Linked DNA regions of Homo sapiens: region 2 is linked to region 1. Evidence: chromatin contacts called from ENCODE POLR2A ChIA-PET data. All regions are on one chromosome and are shown on one strand. Each heading gives the region's core, a stretch centred on a gene start or an enhancer-like site at or near the end of the contact. The rest is flanking DNA. Distances are from core to core; before and after follow the strand shown. Region 1 has its middle 11 kb from the start of PRKCD. Region 2 overlaps SPATA12 (spermatogenesis associated 12).

Region 1 (6,197 bases), core at 1,996-4,495:
GTTACCATTTTCTGTGTAGATGAGAAACATGAACACATGGCCTATTTACTATTGCCTCTGCAAGAACCAGAAAGGGAACCAGTGAGAAGAGAAAATGACAGACAGCAAGTGAGAAGCCAGTTAGATGCAAGTGAGACGTCAGTTAGAACTTCCTAGTAGTATGGACTAAGACCTTAGCCCAGGGACAAGGGAAGTCGCAGCTCAGCCCTCACGAGTCAGCAGAGACTGGGAGTTTTTTAAGGCAAATTCCAGACAGCAAACTTGGCTAGGCCCAGGCAGTGAGTCTTGTGTGGCAGGAGATGGGGTGCAGTAGACTCACACACCCCCACTGCGCCCAGGACAGTGCGAGGGGCACAAAGCGGTCCTGGGTGGAGCCCTGCCCTCACACCACTTCCCACGCTGTAGGTGGGGAAGAGCAGGCAGGGACACACAGGTTCCCTCTGGGCTGAGAAGATCTGGGCAGGCTGCAGGGGAGATGGCATGGCCAAGAGTGCCGGCTGTGAGGCAGCCAGACTGTGTGCCTACCCTTGCCTTCCCCAGTCTCTTGTTTCCCCCTAGACACCCACCTGTGAGGCCACACAGGCCTCACAGTTGGCAAATGAGCTTTCAGAAGGGAAACTGTCCTTCCCCTGCCAGCTGCTGACGCCTCCACGCCGGTCACTTGTCTCACTCCACCCAGGCCAGTTACCCACTGTCTCACTCTCACCTCTGTGGCTTTAGGGACAAGCTGGCCTAGTGGTTGTGAAGTCTGGCCCAGAACCCAGGGTACTGTGGGTGACCATAGGCATGTCACTTAGATTCCCAGGGCCTCAGTATCCCCTCCTGTAAAATGGGACTAATGATGGTACCCATATCATAGGGGCTTTGTGGGAAGTTTGTGAATTAAGGAACATCAAGTGTTAGTTCAGGGCCTGGTAGGTAGTGAGTGCTTGATATGTGGGGGCTGGAATTACTGTTCTTGTTATGATGTGAAGCTGAGACCAAGCTCTCTTCACACCCTCTGTAGAGTCTGGAATCCACCCAGACACCCAGGGGACCACAACCAAGATCTGGAGGCCTGTAGGCTGATGGAGGGCCCTGGAGCTGGGACTTGGAACACTCTGCACTAGGCCTGGTGCAGAACAAGAGGGGCAGGGGCAGGGCTCCCTGCAGCCTGTGGCCCTGGGCCTGCTGAGCTTAGGGCTATATGCAGAGCTGGCCACCCCAGGCCACCTATAATTACCTTTTGGCAGAGCTCTGCGGTACTGGGCGGGGTAGCAATTTTCAGGTTTTATTTTGATGCCCAGACAGTGCCTTTGGGCAGCTTAGCACCAGTTGCTGCCAGACAGGATCAAAAATTGAGTTCTTCAGGGAGGAGGCCCTTCCAAGGAGGCTGACCTCTGAGTGCAGGGTCTAGGGTTCAAGATCCCATGGTCTCCACCAGGCACAGTAATAATCCCTGTATCCTGTAATCACGCCTGTAATCCCAGCACTTTGGGAGGCCAAGGTGGGCGGATCACCTGAGGTCAGGAGTTTGTGACCAGACTGGCCAACATGGTGAAACTCCATCTCCATTTAAAAATATAAAAATTAGCCAGGTGTGGTGACGCGTGCCTGTGGTTCCAGCTACTCAGGAGGCTGAGGCAGGAGAATCGCTTGAACCCAGAAGGCAGAGGTTGCAGTCAGCTGAGATCACACCACTGCACTCCAGCCTAGGCGACAGAGCGAGACTCTGTCTCAAAAAAAAAAAAAAGAAAGAAAGAACGAAAAGATCCCATGCCCATGGTCTCCACAGACACCCCCAACTTTTTTTTTTTTTTTTTTTTTGAGATGGAGTCTCGGCAGGCTGAAGTGCAGTGGCATGATCTTGGGGCTCACTACAACCTCCGCCTCCCAGGTTCAAGCATTTCTCATGCCTCAGCCTCCCGAGTAGCTGGGATTACAGGCATGTGCCACCATGCCCAACTAATTTTTTTGTATTTTTAGTGGAGGCAGGGTTTTACCATGTTTCCAGGCTGGTCTCGAACTCCTGGCCTTAAGTGATCCATCCACCTCAGCCTCCCTAAGTGTTGGGATTACAGGCGTGAGCCACTGTGCCCGGCCCACAGACTCCCTTTTGCCCAGTCCCTGGGGGCAGGGGCTGCGCCGGGGAGCCTGGGTAGCTGGGAGAGTCAATGGGAAGCAATGCAGGCCCTCTGGGACACAGAGTAGAGCACACAGGAGGATCCAGGCCGGGAAGGCACAGTGGACTCTTTTCCTTGTTCTCCTCTGCTCTGTCCCCCTTCCCTCCTCCCCTCAGGAGGGAAAGCCTTGGTCTTATGTGGAAAGACGCTGTCAAAACTTCCGCTGGGGTGGTGTGGAATGAGGGTGTCTCGGGAGCGGATCCTGAGCCTGAGCCATCTCTGGAGGCCACACACTCTTGCCTGCTTGCACCTGGCATCTCCTACCCTGCTGCCCCCACGCCATGCCTCTTAAGCATAAGAATGCATGCACATATGTGTCCTTGCACACTCACCCAACAGCGACCAGGGTGATGATAAAGGAAGTGATGGTAGCTTCCCACCCAAAACTCCCTCATCTTGAAGCAGGGAGAGAAGGAAGTCAGGCTCCAGGTAGGAGAAACAACCCCGTGTGTGCCTGAGTACCTACGGACCCCACGGCCATTAGCATGGCAGGCCTGCCCCATGGTGCTTAATCATGCACTGCTGCTCCCTCTTCTCTTGGACACATTCCTGCCTGCTGCGTCTGACCCCCATGGCAGAGCCCATATTTCTCTGGATCCCATAGAGACTTCCAGGGCAGGGCCTGCCAGTGCTCCTGGGTGCAGGGAGCCCCAGAAGTCCAGGCCAACCCCATGCAGCTTAACTTTTGGCCCTTGCTATATGGAGGCTGGGGGCTGAAGAAGCCAAGAAACATGCAGTCACTAAGGTTGCTGAGTGCTGTCTCTGGGCACAGCGATGTCAACACAGGAAACCTGGTCTTCACTGAGTACCTGCTGTGTACCCGGCCCTCACAAGGTGGGAGTCATGTGTGTGGTGGCAGTGGGGAGTGATCAGGAGGACAGGACATGGCACTCAAGGGGTGACCTTGCAGCTAGGGAAGGAACAAAAACATACAGGATCTAAGTCTCAATTGCCAAAAAGGATAGCTCCTGGAAGCCCAGAGACCTGTAGACTCAGGTTTTAGAATTGACAGTGAAGGAAAGGAAGGGTTCAAGGTGGCCCAGGAGCACCCTATACTCATCCTTGAGTCAGCTGGCCAGTGTCCCAGCAGCTCATTATGTAAGGGCTGAGCCAGCCAAGTTTGCAGAGCAAAGGTCAGAATGGCAAAGATTTATTGGAAAGTCTCCTTGCACTCATACCCATGAGTGCCCTTTCATGTGGGGACATTTTGTGCTCCTGGAGCACACTGCAGTTGGTCTTGGGTACTTCCTTGGGACAGGGAAGCTGGGCACGTGGGCTGGTGGAAGTCTTGGGCTCTGAGTTTCCACCCCTGCATCGGGCTTGGGCATGGCCAGCACTCTGGTTCCTACCCGATTGGCTCCAGAGACCCAGGAAGCATTCATATGAATCATATAGGTCATGGCTTCATTTTCCCACTCATTTAAAGGTGCCTGGTGCACTCACACCTGCCTCCAGCCTTTGCTCTTACTGTTTCCTCTGCCTTGAGTGACCTTCCTCCAGATCTTCTCCCCTCCAGTTTCTGCCTGGAAAGCCCTCTTTCCAAGCTTCATTTCCCATGATCTTCACCACAAACCCAGGCTTTTGTATGGCACCCAAGGCCGCTGTGAGTGTGAATCTTCAACTGGCCCCTGAGGCACCTGCCAGCAGTAACCAGTGCCCTGCGAATCCCACCCTGCAGCCCCTCAGCCTTCCCTAGAGTCAGCCTTGGATGCAGCGGGCTCATTACCTTCAAGCCTTTGCTCAGGCTGTTCCTTCTGCCTGGAGTGCTTTCTCTGCCTCCTCTGCCTTCCCACCACTGCCCACTAAGGAATTCCTTCTTGCTCTTCCCGGCCCAGCACCAAGGGCACCTTTTTGGTGAAGCCTTCCCTGCTTTGTTGGCCCTCGCACAGAAATTTTTTTTTTTTTTTTTTTTTGAGGCAGAGTCTCGCTCTGTCACCCAGGCCGGAGTGCAGTGGCATGATATTGGCTCACTGCAACCTCTGCCTCCCGGGCTCTAGTGATTCTCGTGCCTCAGCCTCCTGAGTAGCTGAGATTACAGGCATGCGGCACCACGCCCGGCTAATTTTTTGTATTTAGTAGAGGTGGGGTTTCACCATGTTGGCCAGGCTGATCTCAGACTCCTGACCTCAAATGATCTGCCCTCCTCGGCCTCCCAAAGTGCTGGGAATACAGGCATGAGCCACCATATGAAGCCATGCCTTAGATTTTATACAGAGGGCTTGAGGCATGCAAGCTTTCCTGTCCTACCCTAAAATACACCCTGAGGTTAACAAATTAAATCATAATAACAAAGCTGGCAATAATCCACTGAGCACTCGCTCTGATCCAGGCACGGTGCTAGGCCCTCCTCTTGTCTACTCTCTATGAGCCTCTGTTAGCAGCGAGTGGAAGCCAGAGAGGGAAGGTGATGTGCCCAGGGTCACATAGCTGAGTGGCTGAGCTCCCTGCCAGAAGACCAGCCCCCAGTAGCCCCAGGACACTCCTGACCTTGGCCACCACTTTCAACACCTCCGTAAGAATAGGCCCTTTCACTCATGCATTCTGACTCCCTCAGCGGACTCAGGCTCAGGGGCTTGGGCTGCCCCTCAGGCATGAGGAGAGGAAGAGGGGACCCTGGAGGGCAGTCACACAGGCATGCAACAGCAGGGAGGCTCCAGCCCAGAACCTCTGTGTCAGAGGAAAACAGGTACTTGTGGGACTCCCTCCCTTCCTCTGGTGGGCCATGGGCCGAAGTCCAGGTCACCATCTGGTCCCCTGCAAGCAGATCTTGCAGAATGTCCACCCCGGCTCCAGTTTCCTGAGACGTTGTCCTGGCCACGTCCCTGTCAGAACTGACTACCAGGCAGCAGAGCTGGCCCCAGGGCAGCATCCGTCTTCGGCTAGGGAAGGGGCTGAGACCCTCCGCAGGACACGTGAACACACCAGGTCTTGGACTCCTGCCTCAGCGCCCTGCAACAACCTGTGTGGCCTTGGGCCGGGCTTCACCTGAGCCTCAGTTTCCTCGTCTCTGGGATGGACGGGAATCCCTGCTTTACCCCAGGTGTAGGCAATTAGACAGCAATGAGGTGGCTGCCCACTCCTGTCCATCCTCCCATCAGACCCTGTGCTCAACCGGCAAGGAAGCCAGGCATCTTCTTCCTCCTCTCCCTTGCTCCATCAGTCAGTCCATGTGACCACTGACCGTTGGGTCTTTCATCATCCTCCCATCGTGTTTCAGAGAAGCTGAGCCACCTGCCTGAGGTCACACAGTTAGAGCAGGCTGAGCCAGGAGGAGAAGCCTGCAGCCTGGGCACACCTGCCTCTGAAGCCACCAGGTTTTCGTCCTGACCTTCGTCCAGCCTCGCACAGACGTCGGGCCTGGCCCTGCTACCTGGCCTTGGGCTTGCCTCCCTGAGCCTTGACTTCCTCAACTGTAAACTGGGGTTGCTCTTACTCTGCAGGTTGTCCTGATAGGCGGTTTTTAATCACTCAGCCTCTCCCTGGTAGCAGAGGTAAATTAGTATCTACTGTCCCATCACCTTTTCTGGGTAGCTGCAGCCACAGAGACCGAGAGGGGCAAGGCCCTGCCAGGATCCTGCAGCCAGTCAGAGGCATGGCTGAGCAGGCCTCTACCTGAGGGTCCAGCGTCTCCGCAGGCTCACTGGCATTGTGTGTGTCCACCGAGGGCCCGTGGAAGCCTCAGTGTTGCCACAACTCACTACCTGGACACAAACTTGCTCACTAATGTTTGCCCAGGCCTACCCTAGCCTGGTAGGCACTTCAGCGCTTAGCCTTCTTCCAGAAGTTTCACCCTACACCCACCTGGGCCCCCTGGCAGACAAGATCTGGGAAGCTGGCCTGCCCCTCAGCTTCTAGGGTTCCCTCAAAGCTGGGGATAGCCAGGGGACCTGGATCAGTGGTGGTGTGGGGTTGAGGCAATCCAGGGGAGGCACATTTGGGGGACAGTCAGTGATACCAGCTCCCACGTGAAGGACAGGGATGTAGGAGGCATCCTGATGTCCCCGGTCATCCCCTGCCCTCACTTCCTCCTGGTAA
Region 2 (6,197 bases), core at 2,699-5,198, 3.9 Mb after region 1:
AAAGGACAAATATGGCATGATTCCACTTATATGAGGTATCTAGAACAGTCAAATTCAGAGACAGAAAGTAGAATGCTGGTCTCCAGGGACTAGGGGCAGGGGGGAATGGGAGTTGCTGTTTAATGGATACAGTGTTTCAGTGTCACAAGATGAAAAGCTCTGCAGATTGGTTGCACAATAATATCAGTATACGCAACACTACTGACCTGAAAACTTAAAAATAGTCAACACAGTAAATTTTACGTTATGTGTGTTTTATCACAATTTTTTGAGACACAATAGAAGGCAAAAAATTAGTAAGTCCAGAAAATTATTTCAAAAAGTTTTGCTCTAAACTGAAGAGAAATGGGTGTATAACTGTAGGGAGAAGTAGGGTGGAGAGAGGGTTCTGCTGTTTTTAAGTTGGGAGAAATAACTGCATGTTTATTTGCTGATGGGACCAATCCAGTAGGCCATGGTCTTAAATGTTGAAATTACTTGCAAAAGGCCGGGCGCAGTGGCTCACGCCTCACGCCTGTAATCCCAGCACTTCGGGAGGCCGAGGCGGGCAGATAACTTGAGGTCAGGAGTTCGACACCAGCCTGGCCAACATGGTGAAACCCTATCTCTACGAAAAATACAAAATTAGCCGGGTGTGATGGTGTGCACCTGTAGTCCCAGCTACTAAGGAGGATGAGGCAGGAGAATCACTTGAGCCCAGGAGGCAGAGGTTGCAGTAAGCTGAGATTATGTCACTGCACTCCAGCCTGGGCAACAGAGCAGGACTCCATCACAAAACAAAAAAAAAAGAAATTACTTGCAAAAGAAAAACTGTATTTTAGGATGATAAATATTCTGGAACTAGTGGTGATATCTGCACTACCGTATGCATGTGCTAAAAAACAGACTGGGTACTTGAAAAGGGTCAATTTTGTGGTATGTTAATTATACCTCAATAAAAATAAAAGCTATAATAAATGTTTAATGTCTTCCAAATACCATGTTCTCATACAGGCTGAGTTCCCACCCAGGCAGCCCCAGATACCTACAGTTTCTGTGGCCAGTGACCCACCACAGCTAGGTGGTAGCCTGCGGAACAGGAGAGGCAAGGTCATCCTCATTACGGCTGAGTCACAAATGCTGCATTAGCACACACAGCCCCCTACAGCTAGATCTACGGAGCATGCACCAATTTGTTGCAGATAAATGGCACCTTTTACTTAGGCCCATGAACTCTCAGGTCTTCAGTCTTAAAATGAAATCTAAGAGCTGGGCACAGTAATTCACATCTGTAATCCCAGCTACTCAGGAGGCTGAGGCAGGAGGATCACTTGAGGCCAGGAGGGCAACACAGTGAGACTCTGTCTCCAAAACAAAAAAAAAAAACCCTAAAATGTAAGAAAAAATCCTTTCAATCAGAACAAGAAACTCTGCACCCCCACTGCCAATCTGCCCACCCATCTGGTCCACCTGTAATTGCAAGAGAACAAGGGAGGGACTTATTTTGCAGTCAATCAAAGGGGAGGGAATTCTTTCCGAAATGTTCTCCTATCTGTACCAACAGCACACTTCCACTTCCAACCATTACACTTTTCCTTTCTTTCTTTTTTTTTTTTTCTGAAACAGAGTCTGACTCTGTCACCCAGGTACAGTGGCATGATCTTGGCTCACCGCAACCTCCGCCTCCCAGGTTCAAGCGATTCACCTGCCTCAGCCTCCCAAGTAGCTGGGATTGCAGGCACCCGCCACCATGCCTGGCTTAATTTTTGTATTTTTAGTAGAGACGGGGTTTCACCATGTTGGCTAGGCTGGTCTTGAACTCCTGACCTCAAGTGATCCATCCGCCTCGGCCTCCCAAAGTGCTGGGACTATTGGCGTGAGCCACCGCGCCCAGGCTTTTGCCTTTTTCCTTTCTTCTGAACAACCTCAAACAGTATTTTACCCACTGTGATGATTAATTTTATGTGTCAACTTGGCTAGACCATGGTAACCAGCTATTTGGTCAAACATTCTAGACATTTCTGTGAAGGTATTTTTTAGATGAGATTAACATTTAAATCAGTGGACTTAGAGTAAAGCAGATTATTCTCCATGATGTGGTGGGCTTTATCCAATCAGCTATAAGCCTTAATAGAAAAAGACCGACCTCCCAGAGCAGGAAGAATTCTACCCAGAGAGCCTTTGGGCTCACTGCAACTCTTCCCTGGGTCTCCGGCCTGCCAGTCTACCTTGCTGATTTTTGACTCACCTGGCCTCCACAATCACATGAGCCAATTCCTAAAAATCAACCTCTCAATAGATAGATGAGCGATTGATTGACACACATCCTGTTGGTTCTGTTTCTCTCCAAACCCTAATACACACCCAAAATAAGTGATTTTCCAATAGAAATTGTCTGTAAGGACCTGTACTTGCATGAAATTTCAAGTCACCAGATAAATGAATAAAAATATATTTTTTAAAAACCACAAAATATGGCAACCCAGAAAGAATAACATTTGTCGGCCAGGCGCGGTGGCTCACGCCTGTAATCCCAGTACTTTGGGAGGCCAAGGCGGGTGGATCACAAGGTCAGGAGATCGAGACTATCCTGGCTAACACGGTGAAACCCTGTCTCTTCTAAAAATACAAAAACAAAATTAGCCGGGCGTGGTGGCGGGCGCCTGTACTCCCAGTTACTCGGGAGGCTGAGGCGGGAGAATGGCGTGAACCCAGGAGGCAGAGCTTATAGTGAGCCAAGATTGCGCCACTGCACTCCAGCCTGGGTGACAGCAAGACTCTGTCTCAAAATAATAATAATAATAATAATAATAATAATAATAATATTTGTCTATATACTGATCAAAGCTATCATAGTAGATATATTTGTTTTCAAATGCAACTTTAGGGTGGGTGCAGTGGCTCACACCTGTAATCCCAGCACACTGGGAGGCTGAGGCCAGAAAATCACATGAGGCCAGGAGTTTGAGACCAGCCTGGGTAATACAGAGAGACCCAGTCTCTACAAAAAATTTAAAAAATTAGCCGGCGTGAGACCAGGCACGGTGGCTCATGCCTGTAATCCCAGCACTTTGAGAGGCCGAGGCGGGCGGATCATGAGGTCAGGAGATCGAGACCATTGGCTAACACGGTGAAACCCCGTCTCTACTAAAAAAAAAAAACAAAACAAAAAAATTAGCCAGGCAAAGTGGCGGGCTCCTGTGGTCCCAGCTACTCAGAAGGCTGAGGTAGGAGAATGGCGTGAACCTGGGAGGCAGAGCTTGCAGTGAGCCAAGATCACACCACTGCACTCCAGCCTGGGCGACAGAGCAAGACTCCGTCTCAAAAAAAACAAAAACAAACAAACAACAACAAAAAATTAGCCGGTGTGGTGGCATGCACCTGTAGTCCCAGTTACTCTGGAGGCCAAGGCAAGAGGATCACTTGAGCCCAGAGGACACTAGACACGCATAGGGTAACTATTGTTTCACCAAATAATTCAGATATGCGCGCACACACACATACACACACACACACACACACACCAGGTTACCAGGTTGCAGTCTATGTTTTACAATAGGTCACAGTCAAAAACATGGGAGAAGCCACCATACTCCACCACACAATAAATGCTTAATAAAATTTGGTAGCATCATCATTCTTATCTCACTCTAAAAGGTAATACGTTCATTTTCTTCATTAGCATTTATTATCACAATAAAATAGAGCTTCTAACACATTTATCAATGCTGCCACTCACTGCAGTGCTGTTTAAGAGTCATTGCACCTCCCTAAATTAACTTGCCAATTCTCTCGCCTCAAAAGGACTCAGGCAATCATTTAAATAATTTCTGACTCACAAAGCTGGCCAAGGATTAGCGAGGCCCTGCCCAGCCCAGAACACATGAAATGTGAGTGATTTGTTAAGAAAACCATTTGAGTTTGCAAGACTGCACAGGGCTTTTATAAAACTAAAGCCATGCTGGAGAGAAACAGTCCTCCCCACCCCCTTGGGAGATGTGTCATAGAGATAGGTCACACAAGGTCAGCCAAGCTGTACCTTCTGAGACTGGGCAGGAACTGAAGCGCCAAACCTCAACTGTGTAACGTGCTTCCTTGTTTTGGGGTTAGGTTATATCATTGTGTTTTTCCCCTAACTTTCCATGTGCACACACACGCACACACCCCCCTCACTAAAGGATGGAAACAAAATCCCTATGAACTGCCGGTTCCAACAACTTAAATAAGGGAATCTGCTAAGGCAAAAGATCTGATTTTTTTTTTTTTTTTTTCTGAGACCGAGTCTCGCTGTATCACCCAAGCTGGAGTGCTATGACGTGATCTTGGCTCACCGTAACCTCTGCCTCCCAGGTTCAAGCAATTCTCTGCCTCAGCCTCTCTCTAGTAACTGGGATTACAGGCACTCACCACCACGTCTGGATAATTTTTGTATTTTTAGCAGAGACGGGGTTTCACCATCTTGGCCAGGCTGGTCTTGAACTCCTGACCTCGTGATCCACTTGCCTCAGCCTCCCAAAGTGCTAGGATTACAGGCGTGAGCCACCACGCCTGGCCTAGATCTGAGATTTTGAAGACCTCAAAACATATATTCTATTGCATGTAAGTTTCTCTTCTCCCAGAAACAAACTAAAAACACAGTCCAAATTCATGCTTTTTTAAATTGCTTTTTTGAAACAACTGCAATAAATAACTCTAATCTCTGTCTCTCAAACACACACACACACACACACACACACACACACACATTGTTTGTTTAAAATGAGAGCTCCTCACCCCAGATGAGTTGAGGTATGAATGGATTTGAAGTTTCAAATGTAGTTTCCCAGGTTGTTCTTTAAGTTTAGAAAACAAGGTTCCAAGTGATACAAATATAGGCACTCCATTTTTTATTATTTCTTTCTTGAAAATAAAATCATGTATTTGTGCTGTGCCAAAGCATTACATCTGGAACACATAAGTACATGTCAGGGTGTAAACTAAGCTTTTTTTTTTCTTTTGAGACAGGGTCTTGCTCTGTCGCCAAGCTGGAGTGCATTAGTGTGAGCACAGCTCATTGCAGCGTCAAACAACGGGGCTCAAGCTATCCTCCCACCTTAGCCTTCCAAGTATGTGGGACTACAGACATGTGCCGTCACACCCAACTAATTTTTAATTGTTTTATAGAAATAGAGTCTCGCTTTGCTGCCCAGGCGGGTCTCAAACTCCTAGCCTGAGGCAATGCTCCCACTTCAACCTCCCAAAGTGCTGGGATTACAGGCATGAGCCACTGCGCCTGGCCTAAACTAAACTTTTAATATGTGATATTACTCCCTTTTTATTTTTATTCCATTCTTCAAACTATGATGTGAGTGAATTGGGGGTGAGGGGCTAAGATTGTTTTAGCAGCAGAACTCTTTCCTCAAATGAAATTGTACCCCTTTGCCCAACAGATAAAACAAGATAAAATGGAGCCTGGCTTCAATTCTCCTATCACCACCTGGTGCCTCCAGGGCTGTGGGGTCTCCCAGTTCCCACCACACTTCTCCAGGCATGAAGCAAGGGGTTATGGGAGTATCTTAGAGATCTCCATCCCATCCTTAGCATGAAGGAAAGCCAGATCTGTCATATGTGTGTCCAGGTGCCAGATGCACTCCCATTTCACAAATTCAGGAGTTAAATGTCTTACCCAAGCCTTAAATTAGACACTACAGTATACTGTGTTACTTTCTTCAAAAAGGAAAGAGACATTTACATCGCTGGAGTTTTGTCTGTGCAGTTTGATGGATGGGTCTCAGAGTGCCTACTCAGCAGACTCAATGACTAGGGAAGCTGAGTGAGCAGTGCCACCAGCAAAAAGGAATTTAGGTTCCACAGTTAATATTGTTAAGATGGCAAAACTCCCCAAGTGATCTACAGAGTCAATGTAACCCCTGTCAAAATCTCAGGTCTCTTTTTGCAGAAACTAACAAGCTGATCCTAAAATTCATAGGGAGATCCAGAACAGCCAAAATAATCTAGAAAAAGAAGGTCAGGCTGGGCACAGTGGCTAACACCTATAATCCCAGCACTTTGGCAGGCCAAGGTGGGAGGACTACTTGAGCCCAGGAGTTTGAGACCAGCCTGGGTAACACAGCCAGACCCAGTCTCTACCAAAAATAAATAAATAAAAATTAAAAATTAGCTGGGTATGGTTGCACACATCTGTAGTCCCAGCTACTTGGGAGGCTGAGGTGGGAGGA

What was found. ChIA-PET counts read pairs that join two places held with the same protein, here RNA polymerase II (POLR2A).
Region 2: POLR2A ChIA-PET joins it to region 1 with 10 read pairs in GM12878. The contact joins two enhancer-like sites. POLR2A ChIA-PET finds 5 or more read pairs at or near these places in 2 of 52 experiments (GM12878 and H1).

Annotation. Positions count from the first base shown.
Region 1 is chr3:53,147,071-53,153,267 of GRCh38, forward strand. No RefSeq gene overlaps it. Among named protein-coding and RNA genes, the nearest start is that of PRKCD, 11 kb to the right of the region's middle. RefSeq lists an enhancer at 1,685-2,492. Within about 2 kb of position 3,246, at least 9 of the 41 ENCODE cell types and tissues checked have a DNase peak (open chromatin) inside an H3K27ac peak, as active enhancers do.
Region 2 is chr3:57,064,688-57,070,884 of GRCh38, forward strand. All of the region lies in intron 1 of SPATA12 (spermatogenesis associated 12), which reads left to right. It also overlaps a transcript of ARHGEF3 not described here. Among named protein-coding and RNA genes, the nearest start is that of SPATA12, 7.1 kb to the left of the region's middle. RefSeq lists an enhancer at 4,023-4,402. Within about 2 kb of position 3,949, at least 18 of the 41 ENCODE cell types and tissues checked have a DNase peak (open chromatin) inside an H3K27ac peak, as active enhancers do.